2 separate regions of the Homo sapiens genome follow, and region 2 is linked to region 1. The links are chromatin loops, found by intact Hi-C in ENCODE. Cell type or tissue: endothelial cell of umbilical vein. All regions are shown on one strand.

Evidence for each region. A loop is a pair of places that touch in the nucleus more often than their neighbours do. Peaks named below come from ENCODE experiments on the same cell type or tissue, not always from the same donor. Only the 100,000 strongest peaks of a DNase experiment are listed, where the experiment ranks them.
Region 2: it touches region 1 in a loop (9-fold over the local background); 45 of 110 quality-filtered maps call a loop at or near these places.

The regions. Positions count from the first base shown.
Region 1 is chr11:36,254,358-36,262,357 of GRCh38, forward strand. No RefSeq gene overlaps it. Among named protein-coding and RNA genes, the nearest start is that of COMMD9, 31 kb to the right of the region's middle. In endothelial cell of umbilical vein, CTCF peaks have their summits at 4,587 and 4,788; a DNase peak (open chromatin) is centred at 4,584.
Region 2 is chr11:36,052,060-36,060,059 of GRCh38, forward strand. The region is part of intron 2 of LDLRAD3 (low density lipoprotein receptor class A domain containing 3); the gene reads left to right. Among named protein-coding and RNA genes, the nearest start is that of MIR3973, 46 kb to the left of the region's middle. In endothelial cell of umbilical vein, a CTCF peak has its summit at 4,493 (motif pointing left); DNase peaks (open chromatin) are centred at 4,462 and 5,802; H3K27ac peaks cover 1,524 bases.

The sequences.
Region 1 (8,000 bases):
CAAGGAAAGTGAGTAGTGAAAGGTCCCTATGGATTCCTACATATACAAAATATTTGCATACAATTTCAAGGGGCTCATAGGCCCCCAGGAATTTCATCCTTCTTGATGCCCCTGGTTTTGTAGATTATAATAGGTATCGTTTTTGAGCCTCCTCTCTGTTGCATGACGTGTGGCAGGTAATTGATATTCTAAATTATTTCATTTAGTTCGCACTCTAACTTTGTAAAACAGTCATTGTCATTCCTATTTCACAGGCAGAACAACCGAGGCTTAGAGAACTTGCCAAGCGAGGGTTAGAGTTAGGATTTGCACCCAAATCTGTCAGACTCTATGTCACATGGCCACTAGTCACTTCCTTAGAATGACCATGTCACCAGTTTATCCAGAAGAGCACATTTAGCAGTGACCAAGTGATCAGCCCTATAGGGGAGAAATTAAAGGTTGTTCTTGACCTCAAAGAGCTTCTATCTAGTTGAGAAATCAAGATAAACAGAAATCTGCAACATAGTATATTATTGCCAGCAAATAATAGGTGTGGCAGAGCATTGATGTGATTCACCAGATATGCATTTGCTTTTCATATTTTCCAGCTTCCCTTGCAGTGGTATTAGGCTCATGTGACTGGGCTTTGGCCAAGGAATATTGGGCATCATATAAGTTACTTTCAGTCTTGGCCCTTATAAACATGTCGAATGGTCTCTACTTTCTTTCCCTTGCCTTGTTGCAGTGATTTAGGAAGCCATGTATTCCAGATGGCACAGTTCAAGATGGAGGAGAATTGCCCACCTGCTGTCAGATTGAGACAGGAAGGAGAAATGAACCTCTATGTGTTAAACCACTGAGATTTCTGGTCACTGCAGCATAGTCTAAGCCTCCTGACTAGTCAAATGGGATAGCCATAATTGCATACTGAGGCGTTCTGAGAAGATTAGGGAGTCCTGAAATATTCAGGCCTTGAGTTGGCTACAGGCCCCATTCTAGACAAGGTGAGTCAAAATCTTTAGAGAAGGGTCACAGTACTCTTTAATTTTTAAGGTGATACTGAGGAGAGGCTGGTACTGTGGTCTGCTATGTCTCCCAGAGAATCTCTCAAGAGAGGGGCACCATCCCATGAACATCTACAGAGCAGGCTCTGGGGTGGGACTCCTTGGGCTAGAAGCCTGCCACCACCCATTCTAGCTTTATGCTGGATAATTTAAGGATCTACTTTGTAAAGTTGTTGTGATGACTAAATGAGAGTTGATGTATTCGTTATCTATTGCAGCATAACAAATTACCCCAAAACTCAGTGTTGTCAACAAAAAGAGTCAAACACTGTAAAATATTTGAGGAGGCTTATTCTGAGACAAATATGGGTGACCATGGCCCATGACACAGCCCTCAGGAGGTCCTGAGAACATGTGCCCAAGGAGGTCGGGGTGCAGCTTAGTTTTATATATTTTAGACAGTCATGAGACTTCAATCAAATACATTTAAGAAATACACTAGTTTGGTCCAGAAAGGTGGGACAACTTGAACCAGGGGCCTCCAGCTTATAGGTAGATGTAAAAATTTTCTGATTGACAATTGGTTGAGTTTATCTAAAGACGTGGGATCAATAGAAAGGAATGTCTGGGTTAATATAAAATATTGTGGAGACCAAATTCTTATTTGCAGAGGAAGCCTTCAGATGGTAGGCTTCAGAGAGAATAGGTTGTAAAATGTTTCTTATCAGACTAAAGTCTGTGTTGATGTTAATGCTAGAGAGGTATAATGAGACATATCCAACCTCTACTTCTCATCAAGGCCTGAACTAGTCTTTCAGGTTAAATTTTAAGAATGCCCTGGCTGAGGAGGAAGTCCATTCAGATGACTGGGGGCCTTAGAATTTTATTTTTGGTATGCAGTGCCATAAAACAGCCACCATTTACTATCTCATAGTTTCTATGGACCAGGAATTCAGGGGTGATTCCCTGGGCAGTTCTGGCCTCTTGTGAGGGTGCTGTCACATATTGGCTGGTGCTGCATCATCTGAAGGCTCAAGCGGGGCTGGAGCATCCACTTCCAAGTTGTCTCACTCACGTGGCTGTTGGCCAGAGGCCTCATTTCTTTTCCACACAGGCTGCACCATGGGACCGCCTAAGTGTCCTCCCTGCATGGGGGCAGGCTTCCCTCAGAGTGAGTGATCCAAGAGACCAAGGGGGAAGTCACGATGCACTGGCGTCACACAGGTCACCCCTGACTCAGTTTGGGCTGGGACTAAGCACGGATAAGGATACCAGGAGGCGAGGATCCCTGGAGGCCATCTGTGAGATTGGACAGCATAAGCTTTCCAAATATCAACTTATCTGATATATAATCTTACCCTTATCAACAGCATAACCATTTCATTTGATACCTGAAATGCTTCAAACCATGTCTGACATGGAATTACAACTCAGTAAACATTAGCTATTTTTTATTACTAATAGAATGATCAATAATCTCTATGAATTCCAGCTTTTCCACCATTTTATCCTCCTTCCCTCATTCCTCAACCACCCTCCTAGGTGGAGTCCAGCTGTATAAACACCTGTGCACCTGTTATGCCAGGCTGTGCACTGGGTGCTTGGTTCCCAGAAGGTAGGGGTCCACCTGGGCACCTCTGTGCCCCAGGGCAGAAAAACTCGAATAGAGACACAGAGGATGCTAGAAGCCAGGGAAGAAGAGGTTGAAAAACAATGAATGCTTACATGGGGGTGTCACAGTTAACAGGCTTGTTCGCCTCCATTATCCTACTAGAGAAAAAGTGGTAGAGTGGCTAAGAGCACACACTCTGCAATAAGATTGCCTGGGAGCAAATTCCAGTTCTCCTTACTAATTATGCGAACTTGGGCAAGTTACATAACTTCCCCGGTGCCCAGTTTTCTGTGAAAAAAAGGGAATAATAGTTCTCATTTTACAGGGTTGTTGTGTGAATGAAACATTCTAAGCATTTAAAAGGCTCAGAACAGTGTCTGGCTCACATTGCTATTATTTTCTTTCTCATATCACCTGGGGCAGGGGGTGGGGGCAGTGGTTAAAGAGGAGATAAAGAGACAAGGGAATAAACAGATGCAGACACCTTAAAAATTGCAAGGCAAAGCTGGTGTTAAGACATAGCTCTCTAGGACTTTCCCCTAGAGTCTCCCTGGCTCAGTGGGTGCTGTTCATGCAGGGGAAAGCTTGACCAAGAGTGAGTCCATCACGCTGTGAGTCACTGGGTCAGGGTTGCGCGCCCTCACAGACACCTGGCACGCTTCTTGGCTGACTTCTTCTGTGACCAGGGCCTCTGATAGCCCTGTTCCCCTCCCTGCATGTTGTTTGTATCTTCTTTTCCTAGTTTTCTTTGATTCAGATAAGCTCAGGGGCTCCTGAGCCGATCTTGTCTTCCTTTGATGGATGGGTGGCAAGGGAGTAGGGCTGGGGCCAGGGGCCCGTCTGTGGAGGGTGGAGGCAGATGGCGTGGGGCAAGGCAGCAGGCAGGTAGGAGAAATGAAAGGGCTTCACATCAAAGAAAGAGAAGCCAATCAACTGGAGTATTCTCTGTCCTCTGAGATTGGATCTGAGCTCTAATTTGTGAATCTTAGTTAAGTTTTGAAAACCAAAAGCAAGGGGCTGCTGGACCTCCTGCCTAACAAAAGTGTTTGTTGAAAAGATTCAGAACCGTGACAAAGATATAGCTCCCGCAGAGCTCTAAAGAGAAGGGAATTCAAGCTCCAGAAGGTGGGGACCCCACAGTGAAAATGACAAACAGGGTTCACACTCTCCTAGAGCTTGTCTTCCAGTGGGAGTACACAGACAATGCCAAACAAGATCATTTCAGCAAGTGTGATATGTAAAAAAGATGCTCTGTGACTTTGGGTTGAGTGGTCAAGGAAGCCTCCCTGAGAAGGTCACACTGGGGCTGAACCCTGCGCAGCCACATGTGGATCTGGGGGAAGTGTATTCTAGGGTGACCAAAGAGTTGGTGCCAAGGTCTTGTGCAGAAGGGAGTTCAATGTGATTGAGGAACAGAGGGAGGTCAGCATGCCTGGGGAAAGTGCAGGGAGGAGAGGGGGCCCACTGAGCCGGGGAGGCTGGGACAAGGAGCGCAGGTGTTATGGTGAGCCTCGTGGCAGGTTTTAAGTGTAAGAGTGATGACATCTGATGGGTTTAAAGTGACCACTCAGCCATCTGGCACAGAATGGATTTCAGGGGACAACAGAAGGGGTGAAGCCTGTTAGGAGGATGTCAGGAGTCCAGGTGAGGGCTACACCTAAACTAGTGTGGACAGTGGGACTGAAGGGCATGGCAAATGGCCCCACGTTGTGAACAGAGAAGAGAACCGCTCTTTACAACTCGTGAGGGAGCGATCACAAAGGAGCCTCACTTGACGGTGCCACAGGGTGGGGCTCTGAGGAAAGGAGGCAGATCACAGCCAGGTCTGCACTGTCTAGGATAAAAAGGGTTTGGGAGGAGTACCTGATTCCAGCCCCATTCCTAGCATGAGCGAGTCTCTTTTATCCCAGGGCTCAGCAGATGGGAGGGCAGGCGACTTACCCCGGGACTGGGCAGCTGATGGCGGGCCTTCTTTCTGGACTAGTGCTCCCCCTGCAGGAATCGCTGAATGCATAGCTTAGAAAAGTGAGAAGCTTCAGGATGAGGCCAGGACACGTGTGTAGTGAGGCCCAGAGTTCTGTGTTGTGGTAGCCTCTGAGCCCTGGCAGCTCCAGCCCTGGGGAGGACTATCCGTGCAGCTTCCACTGTTTGTCTGGATGGAGTACAGAGCTTCCGCAGGTGCTCCATCTTCGTCGGCAGCAAGGTTCAGAGGGAAAAGGTCCAGGACAAAGCTTAAGGAAGGACAGGTCAGCAGGGACCCACTTCTTCCTACTCTCCCACAGCTGGCCAGGCTCCCAGCAGCCCCACCTCCAGCATGCAGGAGCAGCTGGGGACTGCTGGGCTGGAGACGGCATGAAGGTGCTGTAGAGGCACCCCTGGGAACCACTGTGCTGGTGGAGAGGGACAGAAGAGAGGAGAAAGAGCTTCAGAACAAATGCAGACCACTCAAGACTTGGTTCTCCCTGGGGCAACCTCCCAGACCTAAGTCCATTCACTCACTCACTCACCAATATTTGAGACACCAGTGATATAGCCAAGAGGCAAAATGAGGAAAGAAGCAGGGAAGGAAGAAAAGAAGGGAGGGAGGAAAAAGAGAAAGGGATGGAGGAAAAGGGCACAGGCCCCGCCCTTATAAACCTCATAGCCTAGTAGAAAAAAAAACAGGAATCAAAGAATTACAGGCCCATGAGTTGGAGGTTCCAGCCAGACTGAATGAGCGTGAATTCCTGCAGTCAGTTCTGAGCCCTTCACTGTCTCCTCTGAGCCTTTGCATGCGCTGTCCCTCTGCCTGGCCATCTTCCCTGTGTCCCTCCCTCCTTTATCAGGGGAGGGAGCAGAACTGAGGCTGGGCCAGTAGGACATGTTCACTGGGGCAGCTAAAGGCTCAATTGAGGTCTGAGGAGGGGAGACTAGCAGGGCAAATAGTCCTGCCGCTGCTATCCGTAGACGCTTCTCATTCAGAGGGACCATGGCCTGGGGGGCTTTCTTGTGATGACCCTCAGCAGTGACATGAGTGGGATGGGGTTTCCAGTCCCCATGGCATGTGCTTCCCCTCAACCTTTCACCAACGACCTACCACGTGCCAAAGACTAAGCACTGGGGATAGAAGGTGAACGAGACTGGTGTGGCCCCCCGCCCTGCTCTCAGACCTGCCAATCTCCAGGGTTTGTTTTCTTGAGACTCCTGACGCTGCCTGGCCCGAGTCAGCACTAGGGATTCCTGATCTCTGCATATCCCTTCCCAGCCATCCAAGATAGCAAGAGCTGTTACCCTCTGGCTAACTCTTACTTATGCTTCCAGTCTCAGTCAGATGTCATGTCCCCAGCTCAGCCTCCCCGGGGGTCCCTTGACATGGTCCACAACCCCTGTACCTCCCCATCATTGCCCTGGGCCAGAACAGGCTCTGACTGTGTCTCAATAGAGACAAAAAAACTCTGAGATCACAATACCACTTTGGCTTCCTAATTTTCTGTCCAATCTTTGGGGGGCCAGTGCCAACCAGGCCTTGAAGACTGATATTCCTCTATGGGATGAGAGATGCTTGCCTCCCTCTCTGGACTCTTATGGGACCAGCAAAGGGGATCCAGCCTTTCTTGTCGTCAGAAGGCATGAGCTGTAAATGTGATTCCCCAACCTGGCTGCATGTGCAACGCTTGGGGAATTCCTAAAAATACAGATGCCTGGGACTCTGACTCCAAAGACACTGCCTCAGGAGATCTGTGCTGAGATCTGGGCATATACATTTCTTGGAACTTTCTCCAGCTTCCTGTACAAATCTACCTATTGCAGCAGCATTTGTAATAGCAGAAGGTTGGTAACAGCCTAACTGTCCACCAATAGGAAACTGGCTAAATAAATCATAGTCCATCCAGACAATGGTATACTGTGTGCCCTAGAAAGGAATGAAGAAGCTCTTAAGTACTGATAGAAGGAGACCTTCAGGATAGGTTACTGGGTTAAAGAAAAAAAAAAGCAAGGTGTATAACATATACTATTTTTTCATCAAACTTTAATCAAACTTTTTCTGTAAAGAGCCTGACGGTAAATATTTTAGGATTTACAAGCCACGTATAACCTCAGCCTGGAGGCGCTGATGTGGCTTCAACAGAATAAACCTGTAAATGGAGTGGATCACAGAAAACTGAGGTGTTAGTCCTGAGTGGCCACTGGAGAAGACAGGCACCTGTGTTAGGACCCTCGGATGGAGGCTTCTGAAGAACCTACAGAGGCACCTGATGTTAAAGCACTAGCTTTTACCATTCTCAACCGCTAGAGCCAGAGAATAACCCTACAAAGCCAGCCAGCTATCCCTCCCCACTGTCCTCCCCACACCAACCTTGCCCTGCCACCTGGAATAACATGCATCCCCCCTGCCATGAGATAGCCTTTTGATGTTACCACCTCCTGAGCCTCCTTCTTTCTTTCCCTCCTCTATTTCCAGCTGCTCCTAATGTCACAAGGCTCCCAGACATCTACCCAGCCTCCTTTGTCTCTGACCGGTCTCGGTCCATCTGGGGCAGCCATCCTTCTCCTTGTTCCTGGAGCTCCCAGCTTTAGATCACTGGCACTCCTGGGGGGCCATCTCGTCGATTTTGACACTTTTATCTTCTGAGGATGATCCTTTTCCACACTGTAACTTCCCAGCCCTGAATTTGTCCAGAAACTGAAAACCACTGGACGTGGGGCCAGACCTAGCTGTGACCTCCAGCAAATTATTTCTCATCTCCAAGGCTCTGTTTCCTGATCTGAGGAAGTGGAGATAATAAAACCACCGCTGAGGGATATGAGGATTCAAAGACCTAGTGTGCATGCCCGCCAGATGCTTTGTGTGACAACTTCTGGTGCCCAGTGTGAACGTGGAGATACTTTGCCCTCTCAGCGGACTCATCTCAGTGGATTAATCAGAAGTGCACACAGCTTTTGGGGTTTGCTGTGGAGAAGCTTGTGCTGCTTGGAAGGACTGTGGTTCATGAAAAAGCCCCTAGATACCCTCAGCTCCTCCTACCCCATCCCTGCTGCAGAGGCTCAATTTATATCTGTGGTCAGGGCTGAGCCCGGAGGTCTATACCCAGAGCCGCACACCTAGGAATCGAGGGAACACTCTCTGAGGAAGCTGACTTAGAGACTCGGAGGTGCCTTCTTCAATCCTGGCAGCTGCCTGGTGCTGCTGGGCTTGGGAGGATTAGAGCAAGAAACCAGGGGCTGAGCACAGTGGCTCACGCCTATAATCCCAGCACTTTAGGAGGCTGAGGCAGGAGGGTTGCTTGAGCCCAGGAGTTTGCAACCAGCCTGGGCAACAAAGCAAGACTGCATCTGTACTTTTTTTTTTTTTTAATCAGGTGGGCTGTTGTGGTGTGTGATACTTGGCAGGCTGAGGTGGGAGGACTGCTTGAGCCCAGGTG
Region 2 (8,000 bases), 200 kb before region 1:
TCTGTCATAGGACTAGACTGAGTCTCACTGAGTAAGGAAGTTGGTTGGACAAATCTTACATTGCCAGCCTCTTTTGATGTCTGGGTAGGGGGAATGTTCAGCAGAGCATTCCTTCTGCTAAGTCCAGGCAGATGCATTGCAGTTAGTTTGGTGGCCTCAAAAGCAAACTGTTTTGAACAGGGAGTGCTAAGTAATGGGATGGTGACATGATATGGGTTATTGCTTTGTTTTGCTTTTAAAGTTCTTTCATGCGTATTATCTCCTAAAGAAATCAAATAGATCGCAGATGCTCTTGTTGCAATGCCCATGAGAGGAGATGACTTTATCTGAGCCAGAAATGAAATTCTCAGCAAGAGACACCTGTCTGTTGGAAATTTCAACAAATATTGCCAATAAGATTATATCCCTGTTAACAGTGGGTATCTCTGGAAGGTGGGATAATGATAATTGTTCATTTCTAACATCATCTTATTTTGGCATGGGAGGCAGTGTGTGGAGTGCTTGAAAACACACAAGCTTGACAGAGGCCAACATGGGTTTGTCCTAGTTCCTTTGCATACTGGACACATTATTTAATCTCTCTGTGCCTCAGTTTCCTTATCTGTGAAATAGGGAAATAATAAAATAGAATCTACCTCCTAGAGTTTAAATACATTTGTACCTGTTAAGTGTTTAACAGGTATTAACAATGCTTGACCCTTCTTAGTTGTTGAAAAGAATTAGCTATAGTTATTAACAATGTCATCTTTAAGTACATGCAACTGGTTGTCCTTGGACCATAAAGAAAAATTAAAGCATAAAGAGAAATGCTGCCCAGGTCCTAGAAGCTGATGTGTGAAGGGTCTAGCATATCTGTCATAAGGACCAATCAGGATTTGCTAGGACCCAGCTCTCTGATTTGAGGTCTGATTTTTTTTTTTTTTTTAAACTCTGCAGTGAGGAGTAGGACCCCTATCTGTTTTTCTAACTGTACTTCTTGGAGTGCCAAAGGGAGAAAGGAGAGCACCTGAGCCATGGGGGCTTGGAGCATGGACTCTTGTCCTTGCCGAAAACAAAGCAGCTATAAGTCTATTTTGTAAAAAATATCTATTGGGCTTGAGATTTGATTTTCACAGAGGCTTCTGTGGTAAACAGACAAAAGAGTTGATTCCTACTGGACTTGCTCTCTAAGCAGCCTTTTTTTTCTTTCTTTTTTTAAATCTCATTTTGACATCTGTGATTCCAAAGACAGCACTGTAATTGTCTTTTTTCAGAACAGAGCTCACTTCCAACTATCATAGCATGAGAGTACTCAGAAATTTATTTCTCATAATGAGCCAAAATCTCTCTGCAACTCTTTAAAGGTAGCTGTGGAGCGCCTTACGTGCTAATGAGCTCCCTGTTAATAGAAATGCTCAGGCTTTTGATGGTTTCAGCTCCCAGCTTCACTCATGACTGGCTGTGTTGTACGGCTGGGTAAGTCTCGCCACCTGTCCAAGAAATAAACATAAGGATGTATACAAAGTGCTTGGTACAGTGCCTGGTAGACATCAGCCTTGGCTGCCACTAGCAGCAGCAACACTACTGTTCTAACAATCAGAAGTGACTGGTGCACATCTGCTTGGAATCCTCTTCCCGTGACCCCAGAAGAAGAGACTTATGTTCATGGTTAAGGATAATTTTTAGATGATGCCATTAAGATCTCTCTTCAGTGCCCTTGACACTGCGAATGGGCCATGCACCATTAGGAGATGGGGCCTTTCACAGTTACTACAGGGGCTACCTGGAAACATTGTATGAGCACCTCCAAGAAGTTGTCATGTGACTCTTATAAGGAGTCACCCTAATGCTAGCAGTTAGCTATGCCCACAGACAAGGTGATGGATGGGGTTCCCTAGAGTCCATCCATCCTGCACTCTTCCCTTTGCCCTGTAGGGTATATTTCAGAAGAAAACATAAACTGTGGATTGTATAATCATCCTCTGATGCAAACCAAACTTTGGCAAGTGTAAACGATTATGAAAACAATGCATATGTGAAACACACTTTCCCTGCGCTCTCTGTTTAATATCCCAGGTTGTGTGCCAGGTTTCCCCCCCATTTTCTGCATTTCAGAAATATTTTGTTTTTCATTCCAGACAGTGGGAGTACAAAGGCAGATTTGTGTCATCACTTAATTTGTTAATTCTGCCAGGATTTTTCTCCCACCAACCGGCAATCCTTTTTGAAGTCTTATATTTAAGGCTGGCCTTGAGGAAAATTACATAGGAGCAGCATTGTATTTACCCTTTGTATGACTGCAGGGGATGTGAGTAAAATCAAAACAAAACAAGCAATTTTAAAAACAAAACAGTACCTCTGTGAGTGAATTCCAGAGTAGACCGGTATGCCATGGCCGAGCAAGGTAGAAGAGCAGCTCTTCTTGACCCTGCATGGAACCTAGAGCATGGGGTTTTACTTTACTGAGCCTTCTTTTCCTTCTAAATAGAAACATGCCCTCTGGCATCTTCCCAGAGATGCTGGCTATTTACAGGATTGACATCACCCAGTTCTTTGATTTCTCTGCTGATGGAAGAACAGAATTGTAAAACATCAACAGAAGCTGCTGCTTAAAAAGAATGAAGATGGATGGATGCATGGGTGGATGCATAGATGAATGGGTGGATGGGTGGGTGGATGGATGGATGGATGGATGGATGGAAGTATGCATGGATGCTTGGATGGATGGATGGATAGATGGATGGATGATGGGTACATGGATGGATGGATGATGTGTGGATGGATAGGTGGATGGATGGATGAATGGATGGATGGATGGATGGATGGATGAATGGATGGATGGATGCCTGGATGGATGGATGAATGGATGGATGATGGATACATGGATGCATGGATGGATGGATTGATGATGGATACACGGATGGATGGATGCATGGATGGATGGATGGATGGATGGATGGATGCATGGATGGATAGATGGTTGGATGAATGGATGGATGGATGCATGGATGGATAGATGAATGGGTGGATGGATAGATGGATGGATGGATGGATGTGTGGATGGATCACACACACACACACACACACACACACACACACACACACACACACACACACACTTGCTCTCTCAGCACTTTTAAAGGATCACTTGATTGATTCACTTTAACAGCCTCATATCCTCCCTTTCCACCTGCCCTGACCCCAATTCCTGCTTGTAATTAATTTTTCTTCTGAAGGGAAATATTCTCTCAACTTTTCTCCTTTTTGATTTGGGTCCCAAGGGGTATGAACTCTTGGAGAGTGTTATCCCTCCCTCTCTTTCTCTCTCAGCCCTTGCATAGATGCCTATTATCATCAGTTCAAGCCATGGTATCCAGATATTTTGCTTGGATTTAAAACCAGAGGCAGAAGCTAATGAAGGGCTTTCATGTTCAGAAACAGAGGGTTCCTGGCAGCCTCACTGGCTTCTCCATTTAATTCCATGGTGCTAGGGGCACTCCCACTGCTTAGCACAGCCTGGGGGACTGGCAGATGGCACTATCGGCCCAGAAGGGCCAGTCTTCCCTGGTTCAGCCATTGCCTGTGCAGCCACAGTGCCCGTGTGCAGGGTAGAAACCACAGCGCTAAAAGACACTTGCCTGTGGTCTTCCTAGTTAGTATACTTTGGTGCAAAGAATGAACTCTTGCTGTGGGTGAGCACTCTCGCTTTTCTCAGCCGTAGTTTTCTCATCTATAAAGTGGTTCTGTTATGTTACCTTCAAGCACCCTTACAACTACAGACCTCTGTAATTTTCAATGGAATGTTCTCTTCCTTGTGAAAATACAGAATGTTTTTCTTGCAGGTGGACCTGCACATGTAGGAATGAGTTTGGGTAGCTTTAAGGTTATGCAAAATGGTAGAGACTCTAAGTGAGCATGTAGTGTAGGGGTTCTGGGGTCAGACAGCTTGCCCTTTTTTTTTTTTTTTTTTTTTTGAGACAAGAGTCTTGCTCTGTCACCCAGGCCGGAGTGCAGTGGCATGATCTCAGCTCACTGCAGCCTCTGCCTCCCAGGTTCAAGCAATTCTCCTGCCTCAGCCTCCTGAGTAGCTGAGATTACAGTCATGCGCCACTACGCCCGGCTAATTTTGTATTTTTAGTAGAGACAGGGTTTCACCATGTTGGTCAGGCTGGTCTCGAACTCCTGACTTTGTGATCCACCCGCCGCGGCCTCCCAAAGTGCTGGGTTTACAGGTGTGAGCCACCGCACCTGGCTGACAGCCTGCCTTTAAACAGCAACTGAATTTTATATAATAGGCACTGTGCCCAATGCTCTGCATGGATGATCTCATTCAGTCCTCACATCACCTAAGTTCTGCTAGTATCCCCATTATACAGTTGGAGAGTTGAGGCTTAGAGAAGTTAAGTAACTGGCTGAGGCACTTGGGTGGCCTAGCCAAGTTTTGAAAGCAGACATTCTGGCTTGAGTTGAGCCACTGAACCACTCTGCTGTGCTGCCCCCTGTGGGTAAGTGCACACCACGGCAGGTCTGTATGGAGGAGGTTTTCAGGATTCACTTGGAGCTCTCGGAATGCATAAAGTGCAATACTTTCCCATTGCCGCAAAAAGATATTGCATTTTAAATGTCTGAAATCATGATTGACTTAGCTCCTCAGCCCTGAAGGGTGCAGCAGTGGCTTGAAGCATCAGAACCTTGAAGGAGATTTCTTTGAGGAACACTTTGCTATCTCCTGTTAAAATTAGCAGCAAGCATTCTCAGGGCACTCTCCACTAAATATGTCTGGCAGGAGGGTACACGATACCTCTCCCTTCACTCCCCAAATCCTCCCTGTATTGCAGTCCAGAGCTTTTCAAACTTTATATGCATTCAAAAGGCATGGGGGTCTTGGTAAAATGCAGAGTCTGGCTCAGTAGGTATGTGGGGTAAGGCTGATTGAATTTCAAACAACCCCCCAGGTGACTGTTGATGCACTGGTCTGAGGTCTACACTTTGAGCCACAAGGGTCTAGAGTTTATGATTTTCAGGGAGCTAAGCTGGCTGTATCAGAATGACCTGGAGTCTTCAGTAAGCAGCTTCCCAGGACCTTTCTGGGATATTCTCAATCAGGAGGCCTAGGATAGACTCAGGAAACTGCCAGTGTCCCAGGAACCACACTATGAGAAACGCCGCCTCACTCAGTGGTTCCTGTGATCGTCAGGGTCCCTGGTGGATTGAGGCCAACTTGGGAAACATTGATTATTGGGTTTGGGATGGGGCCAGAAGCCCACTTGTATCCTGTTTCGCCGGGGGAGCCTAATCTACACTCAAGTTTGTGAATTCCTCGCAGTAATTACTTCTTTACCTCCTCATCTTTCGTCTGTCCCTTGGCCCCAAACTCTTCCTCAAGCTAGTGTCCCACTGGCTCTTGTTCCTTCTCCTTTGTTGTAGCCAGTGTGTGACTCCTTGGCCCTCTGCACCTGGCTTTTGCATCCTCCACAGTAATGTTTTGCTCCAAGAATCTCTTAGTTGTCAGATCCAGCAAATGTTGAAATACGCTATTACTTGGCCTTGAAGCGGTACTGGACACTGCAGACTGCCTCTTCGTCTTCTCTCCTTTGTTTGCTGAGATTCTGCCCACTATCTCTTGGCTGCCCTTCTACCTTCTTGGTCTTCCTCCCTGGATCGTCAGTTGCCTGGAAATGAATTCTGACCTTTCCATCTAATACATTTTCCCTTGCTCATTTATTTCCATAAACTAGTGATCCTCAGATATTTTTATTTCCTGAATGATTGTCCGAAACCACACATTTGCGTCACCATTTCCTTGCTTAACGTGGACTCTGGAGCCAGCTGGTCTGGGTTCACATCCTGGCTCTGCCACTTGTCAGCCAAGAAATCTTGTGCAAGTCACTGAGTTCTTTAGGTTGCAGTTTTCTCATCTGGAGGAGGGATGAAGTACCTCATCTCAGTGGAGCGCCCAGCACTGGGGTTGATGCCCTCTGAGCACTCAGGAGATGTCTCTTTGATTTTCCTTTAATCATTAGTAATAAGTAGTAGGAATAATAACAACAACCCTCCAGTGGCTCCCAGATTGCACATGAAATCAAGTGTGTCTTAGAGAGCCCTCCTGGCTGGTCCCTCCTGTCTCTTCAGCAGCAGCTCCTTCCCTCCTGCTCTCCGCCCGCCAGCTCTGTCTCACACCCTGGTGCTGTGGCACATGCCATTTCCCTCTGTGCCTCTGTCTTCCAGGCACAACACTGGAATCTCACTGGAGCACTCACACCACTTCCCCCAGAAGCAAAGAGCCACGTCTTCCTTCACGCTTCTGGTCAGTCTTGGGGGTTTTTCTGAAGCATATGACCTACTTTATCAACTCCATTTGCTTATAGGTCTGCGTCTCTGTCAGATTGCGAGCTCTTTAAGTTATGCTTGCATCCCTGGCATCGGGTTTGGCTGACACTCATTGTGGACTGTTTGAATGAATGAATGATTTAGTGGCACTGCAAATCAAAACCCAGTCCACTGGTATAGAGGGAGAGCCCTCTGAATGTCTGAGATGATCTTACCTTGTTACATACAAAAACTTAGAAATCCTTCTTGAGTCCTCTGTTTTAGTAATTGCCCACTCTCCCTATTCTAATCCATTAGCAAGCCCAGTCAACTCTACTTCTAAAGCAGTGGGTCTCAGTCAGAGGTGATTTTAACCCTCATAGTCATTTGGCAATGTATAGAGACATTTTTGATGGTCACAATTGGGGTTGCAGCTGGTGTATATGGATAGAGGCTAGGAAAGATGTGAAACACCTTACAATGTATAGGACAGTCACCTCAACAAAGAATTATCCAGCTTTAGTGTGAAGAGTGCTGAGGTTGAGGAACCCTGATTTAGAGGATACTGAGTTCATTCACAGCTCTCTGTCTTCCCCACTCCTGTGCTAGTGTAAGGCACTGTTGTCACTCCCTGGACTGGTCTTCCTGCTTCCTTTACCTCCCTCTGTGCCTCCCTCTGTGCTCTCAGAGCATTTCTCACAGGGCAGCTGAGTGGTCTTTTATAAAGGATAAATCAGGCCAGGTACAGTGGCTCACACTTGTAATCCCAGCATTTTGGGAGGCTAAGGTAAGAGGACCACTTGAGCCGAGGAATTCAAGACCAGCCTGGGAAACATAGTGAGACATTGTCTCTACAGAAAATGAGAAAATTAGCTGGTCAGTAATTCATGCCTGTAGTTCCAGCTACTCAGGAGGCTGGGGCACACTTGAGCATGAGAGGTTGAGGCAGCAGTGAGCCATGATTGTACCACTGCACACAAACTTGAGCAACAGAGTGAAACCCTGTCTCAGAAAAAAAAAAAAAAAAGATAAGGTCACTCCCCTGTAATGACTTCTCATCACAGCTAGAATTCTGAACTCAAACTCCTTAGCCAGGCTGAAGAAGCCCTACCTGACCTGGCTCCTGCTGACCTCTCTGATTCATTGTACCCTCCCCTGCCATCCCTGGGCACTCTGCTTCAGCCCCACTCCACAACCCTTCTTTCTGTTTCAAGTTCTTCCCAGGCTTTAGGTATGTTCTTGAGATGTTGCCTCTGCCTGGCTGCTGTCCCCTCTTACCCTTGGTTGGCTGACTTCTTGTCTTCTAAACCTCTCTGGAACTGCTTCTGCCTTAGATATTCCTTTCCTCAACACCCAAACTACTTGTACGGTTGCCGACTATCACATCTCCGTACATCACCACCTAGCACTTAGCACTGCCTGATTTGTTTTTTGTTTTTTCTTTTTCATCCTCCCCTGACTAGAGCACCATTGAGAGTGAGACCTCCCCTGCCTTGTGAAAGGCTCTATCCACCCATGCTTAGCACAATGCCTAGCACATAGCCAGTTATCAATAGACAGTGATGGGAATAGGAGGGATAGTAATAGTTTACACTTATGTAATGGAGACTAAAAAGTCTAAGTGCTTTACATTTAATCTCCAAAGTAGTTTTGCGAGATGGGTATCATGATTGGCATCTTCATTTTACAGATAAGGAAATGGAGGCATCAGA